2 separate regions of the Homo sapiens genome follow, and region 1 is linked to region 2. A link is a contact called in ENCODE Hi-C or POLR2A ChIA-PET data. All regions are on one chromosome and are shown on one strand. The core of a region is the stretch at or near the end of the contact, and the rest is flanking DNA. Distances in the headings are between cores, read along the strand shown.

Evidence for each region. A loop is a pair of places that touch in the nucleus more often than their neighbours do. ChIA-PET counts read pairs that join two places held with the same protein, here RNA polymerase II (POLR2A). Pooled maps may share reads with other maps.
Region 1: a loop to region 2 is called in a pooled map, with 3 times the contacts of the local background. The contact joins the enhancer-like site here to the promoter of RCAN1 in region 2. A Hi-C loop is called at or near these places in 1 of 37 single-sample maps with no recorded cell type and 4 of 50 pooled maps. POLR2A ChIA-PET finds 5 or more read pairs at or near these places in 1 of 52 experiments (activated CD4-positive, alpha-beta T cell).

The regions. Positions count from the first base shown.
Region 1 is chr21:34,203,800-34,206,499 of GRCh38, reverse strand. No RefSeq gene overlaps it. Among named protein-coding and RNA genes, the nearest start is that of LINC00310, 24 kb to the right of the region's middle. RefSeq lists an enhancer at 1,845-2,700. Within about 2 kb of position 1,288, at least 9 of the 41 ENCODE cell types and tissues checked have a DNase peak (open chromatin) inside an H3K27ac peak, as active enhancers do.
Region 2 is chr21:34,613,863-34,616,639 of GRCh38, reverse strand. It overlaps RCAN1 (regulator of calcineurin 1), which reads left to right and starts at 1,527. Exons shown (of 4, transcript NM_004414.7): 1 at 1,527-1,880. The coding sequence starts at 1,629. RefSeq lists silencers at 1,293-1,722, 1,913-2,012.

The DNA.
Region 1 (2,700 bases), core at 39-2,538, 410 kb after region 2:
TCTGCAAATTGATGAGTCAAAAGGCAAACAAACCAATAGAAAAGTGGGCATGGATATGGAGAGCTCACAATGAGAAACATACAAATTAAAACCATACTGGTTTTTTCAAATTTATCGAATGGCAAAAATCCAAAAGTTTAAAAGCCAAGTCTGTTGGTAAGCTTTGAAACATAGGCACTCTCTCTGATACATTGCTGCTGAGAGCATAAATTGGCATACCCCCTGTAAAGGCTAATTTGGCAACATCTGTCCACATTAGAGATGCATTTACCCTTTGACTCAGCAGTTTCACTTCTAGGAATTTACCTTATGCATAAACATAATTGTGTGCTGAACGAAGAATTGCAGTTGTCCACAGCAGCATTGTTTGAAAGCAAAATACTGCAGACAACTTAAATGTCCATTTCTAGGGGATTGTTTGGGCATATTTTAGACAGCAAGAAGCACTAGTAAAGAAAAATGAGGAAATGGTTTATGTACTATGATGAAAAGATCTCTAAGATGCACTGTCAACTGAAAACAGTGAGGTAAGGAACACTGTACTGTGTATTAGCAATCAAGTAGAAAAAGAGTTGGGAGTGGGGGAAGAACATATTCCATGTGCTTGTATGTGCAAAAATCCCACAAAACTCTAGAAGGATAAACAACAAATTAATAACAGTGGCTATGCCTTTAGGGTGGGGGATAAGAATTGGGCAGATGGGGGCCGGGCACAGTGGCTCATGCCTGAAATCCCAGCACTTTGGGAGGCTGAGGTGGGTGGATTACCTGAGGTCAGGAGTTCAAGACCAGCCTGGCCAGTATGGTGAAACCCCGTCTCTACCAAAAAGACAAAAATTAGGCGGGCATGGTGGCAGGTGCCTGTAATCCCAGCTACTTGGGAGGCTGAGGCAAGAGAATTGCTGGAACCTGGGAGGCAGAAGTTGCAGTGAGCCAGGATTATGCCACTGCACTCCAACCTGAGTGACAGACTGAGCCTCCGTCTCAAAAAAAAAAAAAGAAAGAAAGAAAAGAATTGAGCAGATGGGAAAGGACACTTTTCACTGTGTAATGTCTTATACTTGTTGATTTTTTTAACCATAAAATGCATTACTTATCCAAAAAGTTAAATAAATAAAACGTTCAGCTATGTGAAGGAAGCATAGGACAATATCCCTCTCTCTCCCTTTCCTTACCCCAGAGCAGCCTGGCTCCTGCAGAGCTGAGGAACTGAGCACGTGAGGTTGTCTTGGTTTCACAGAGCCTGGAGTGGGCATAGCTGAGTCCCTGAAGGTTACACGACTTGCTCAGGCCTGTCCAGTGAAGTCAAGGGCAGTTCCAGAGCTGGAAGCACAGGGCTGGGACGTGGCCTCTGGTCTCCTCCAGTGAGGAGGCAGGTGCCCAGGGGCAGGGTGCTTCTAGATGGCCCCCAAAGGAGCCCACCATTGCTACATTCTAGAGCAGCTGAAAGGGAGCCCAGGGCCGGCCAGCCAGCTCCGCAAAGGATTCTGGGTGATGAGGCATTGTGGGATTTTCTGAAATGACTTCATGTCATTTCTCTACCCCAGATCACCCTCCTCGCCTGGTGAGAGTTGAGAGGTCTCAAGCAGGATTCCAAAACCGAGAAGGGTCAGAGACTGGGAAAGGAAACTGGCCTCTCCAGCAGGAAGAAGCTGCCCCCAGGCCCTGGCCCCAGGATCTTGACTAGCCTATTAAAGACATGAGACTGAGGCCTGGACACTGGATTCCATTTTTTAATTTCCCTGGGGGAAACATTCCACACAGCAACCAGCAGGGTCATTTACTTCTTCAGGAGGCCTTTTATCACCCTGTGGCTGGAGGACCATCTGCAGCAGCCCCTGCTGTGCGCTGGCAACACTGAGCAGCATGTGCGCGGCTGCCAGGGGCTGCTGGCCACCTGGGCCTGGGTAGGAAAAGGACTTAATTAGCCACAAAGAGCTCCCTGAGTATGCAACTCAGAATCACTCAGTCTGTTCGCAAACAAGTAAAGCACCTACCATGATCCCAGCATAGTCCCGGTTGCCCCTGGGGTTCCCAAAACCCCAGCCTCCCTCATGCTTCTAGGCCCTCCACACAATGCAGCGAGTGACACGAATAGTCTTGCATTGGTCACTAACTGCCTTTTGCAGCTAAATTCTATTCACAGCAAGTCTGTGGCCTCCCCAAAGCTAAGGATCCCTGTTATATCTCCGGATATTCACAGAGCTCCCAGCGCAGCCGAGAACACACAGCCAGCCCTGCAATAAATGCTTGTTGGTTGCCTGCCAGGATCCAAGCTAAAAATGGAGTTGCCTTACGGCCAGGTAAGACCCAAGGCAGAGCTTCAGTCGTGCCCCCCCCCAGCTGTCAGGAACACTCACTGCAAAAGTCGGCCCTTCAGGTCACCTTCAAGGCCCTACAAACTCTATCCGGACCTGCCCCCCCATCAGCCTCTGACCCTGGCACTCATACCCCTCCAAGGACAGTGCCGGCCTTCCTGTTCCTCCAACAGGAAAGGCCACCGTCTCCCCTCAGACCCACTGCACTTGCTGGCTGCCCACTTCTAGAATGTTCTTCCCCTAGAAATCCATGGAGCTCACCCCCCCATCTCCCTGTCAGGTCTCTGCTCAAAGAGTATCTTCTCCATGAGGCCTCCTCATCACCCTATTCTAAAGCACTCTCACCCCGCATTTCCCCATCCCCCTTTCCTGCTTTCTTTTT
Region 2 (2,777 bases), core at 278-2,777:
CTGGAGAGGCAGGACAACTTGAAGCAAAGGCAGGAAGACTACTGCAAAGGCAGGAGGCAGGAGGGAGCTTCCAGGTCACAGATAGGTGATAGACAAACGGTTACACTCTTTGGGTTTCTGATTAGTCTTTATAAAGGAGGCAAATCTGTCTCGGTGAAATGCATCTGTCTCAGTGAGCAGAGGGGTGACTTTGAATGGAATGGGAGGCTGGTTGGCTCTAAGCAACTTCCAGCTTTAGTTTTCCTTAGTGATTTTGGGGGCCCAAGATTTCCCTTTCACAGTATGACGGTTCCAATTTCTTCACATCCTCATATCATATTCTATTTTATGAGTTATCTCTAGATGGGTATTATTATTCCTCTTGGGTTTAGCTCCCTGAGGACACAAACTGTCCTAAGACTATGATAATAGTAATCATAGAACCGTGCACATGGCAAGTTCTGAATAAATCTCAGCTGTTGGATATACTTTTTGTTATAATTACTAACACTTCCTAACTAGAGAGTAAGCCTACTCTAAGAAAAAATATAACTGTAATTTCACAACCTCCAAAGAACCCAGTGCATAAACAGCTACCATTTATTAAGCACTGACTGAATTCTTAGTAATATGTCTTCATTTTTTTCAGATGAGGAAACTAAGATTCAGCTTATTTGTACAAGTAGTTAAAAAGCAAAGCTGAAATTCAGACCCAAGTTCTCACTGTATCATACTGTCCAAAAAAGAATTCTATTTTTCAGGAAGAGACATGTCTGCTCACTTGAGGTCCTCTTATTTTTCCGCTATTCCCCAAAGGAAAGGGGTGATCTCTTAATTCTTTCGTTATGTCCTATTGTACATAGCATATAATGGTAATTCAGAAAAATTACTTCTAATTACATAAATTTTCACAATGGTATAGTGACTAATACGCTGAAATAGAAAAGTAAGGCATTGTTATCATGGTCTAGTTCAGTCTTTATTGCGACTATATCTGATAATATACGGTAAGCATCTAACCACTTGCCAGGGGCCACAGAGCCACAGGGAGACTATGTCTCGCTTAAATTCCCAAAAGTGGGCCCCTGTGCTTCAAAACGTCCCCGCATGGGAACCACAAAAACGTTGCCTCCCCAGTTATCACCCCAAGGGCCCAAGAGCCGAGGACTCTGCCCGGCGTCCTTCAGCTGGCACCAGCTGTCAGAAAAGCGGAACTGGGGACGAGGACTTTGCCCCTAACCAACATGGCCGCCCTGAGGCTTCGGGCTTCGGGCGGCAGAAGGAAGGTCACGTGAAGAGAATTCCGTTCCTTTATTGGCCCCGTCTCCTGGAAGGGCGGGGTACAATAACCCAACCGGCGCCGGCCTTAAAGGGGCCACCGTTGGATCTGCCGGTGGCCGGCCCTAGGGGCTGGGGGGGCGGTCGCCGCGCCGGGCTTCTGCCCCTCCCGCGCGGAACGGTGACGGGCGGGGCTGGCGCTGGGAGGCCGTGTCGCTGGGAGACTGCTGACAGCCCGCCGCCTGCCGCCGCGCGATTCCGAGGGGGTTAACGGCGGAGCCGCCGGCCGGGCGCGGACCGGAGCGCGTGAGGCTCCGGCGCGCAAGCCCGGAGCAGCCCGCTGGGGCGCACAGGGTCGCGCGGGCGCGGGGATGGAGGACGGCGTGGCCGGTCCCCAGCTCGGGGCCGCGGCGGAGGCGGCGGAGGCGGCCGAGGCGCGAGCGCGGCCCGGGGTGACGCTGCGGCCCTTCGCGCCCCTCTCGGGGGCGGCCGAGGCGGACGAGGGCGGCGGCGACTGGAGCTTCATTGACTGCGAGATGGAGGAGGTGGACCTGCAGGACCTGCCCAGCGCCACCATCGCCTGTCACCTGGACCCGCGCGTGTTCGTGGACGGCCTGTGCCGGGTGAGGACCGCGCCGGGCGGGCCGTCGGGGCGGAGGGCGGACACTTGTTGCCCGAGGAGGCGGCGCGGGTCGCAGCGCCCAGTCCCGGCCGCGCGCGGGGCGGGGAGGCAGCGACGTCCCCCGGGCTGCTCGGCCGCGGACCCGTCAGGGCTGGGGCGTGGGGACGGCGCCCCGAGGGTCCCGGTCCCCTAGCACCCCCGGGGCGCGCGGAGCTCACTGCAGAGTCCCACAGGCTCGCCCCGGCCCCCGTGTGCGCCCAGGCTGGTGCGACTAGGGGGGTGAATTCGCTCCCCAAGGTGGGGCAGCGCCGCCGCCCCCTGCGCTCTCGCCATCGCCCCGCATTTACTCGCTGGAGGAGGGGGTCACCTCATTCCTAGGGAGGAGGAAACAGACATTGAGCGGCGACGTGACTCAGTGTTCATAAATAGGACGACGTCCCTGCATTCCCAATCTGCACTATTGGAAGAAAAGCCAATGTTTGGGTGAGGATCCGTGGTTGCTCATTAGCCAGCGGCTGGCCAGTTTTGGTGGAATTGTGTTGGGGGGAAGGGGACCATCTTTCAGACCTTTAGGATATTTAGTCAAGAACCTTGCCCCCTTGTGTGAAGGTGTGGCTTGCCGCCATCGGGGACACCCAGTACATGGGGAGTCGACTCCTTCCCCCGCCTCCCCCCACCCCCGCAAAATCCACACAATTTAGACACTTTGGAGGGTGAGGGGCAGGTATGAGTAATCAATAATGGTGGTGGGGAGGAAGAATTTATTTCAAATCTGCAGTTATTGTGCAGAATAAAATGTGGACAACGTGGGCGTCACAGAATGAAACCGGTCTTTGAGAGATGCCCCATTAGGAGAGCAGCTGTCAAAAAAAGCAGTGCTTTCAGCGCTTGGCTGTGG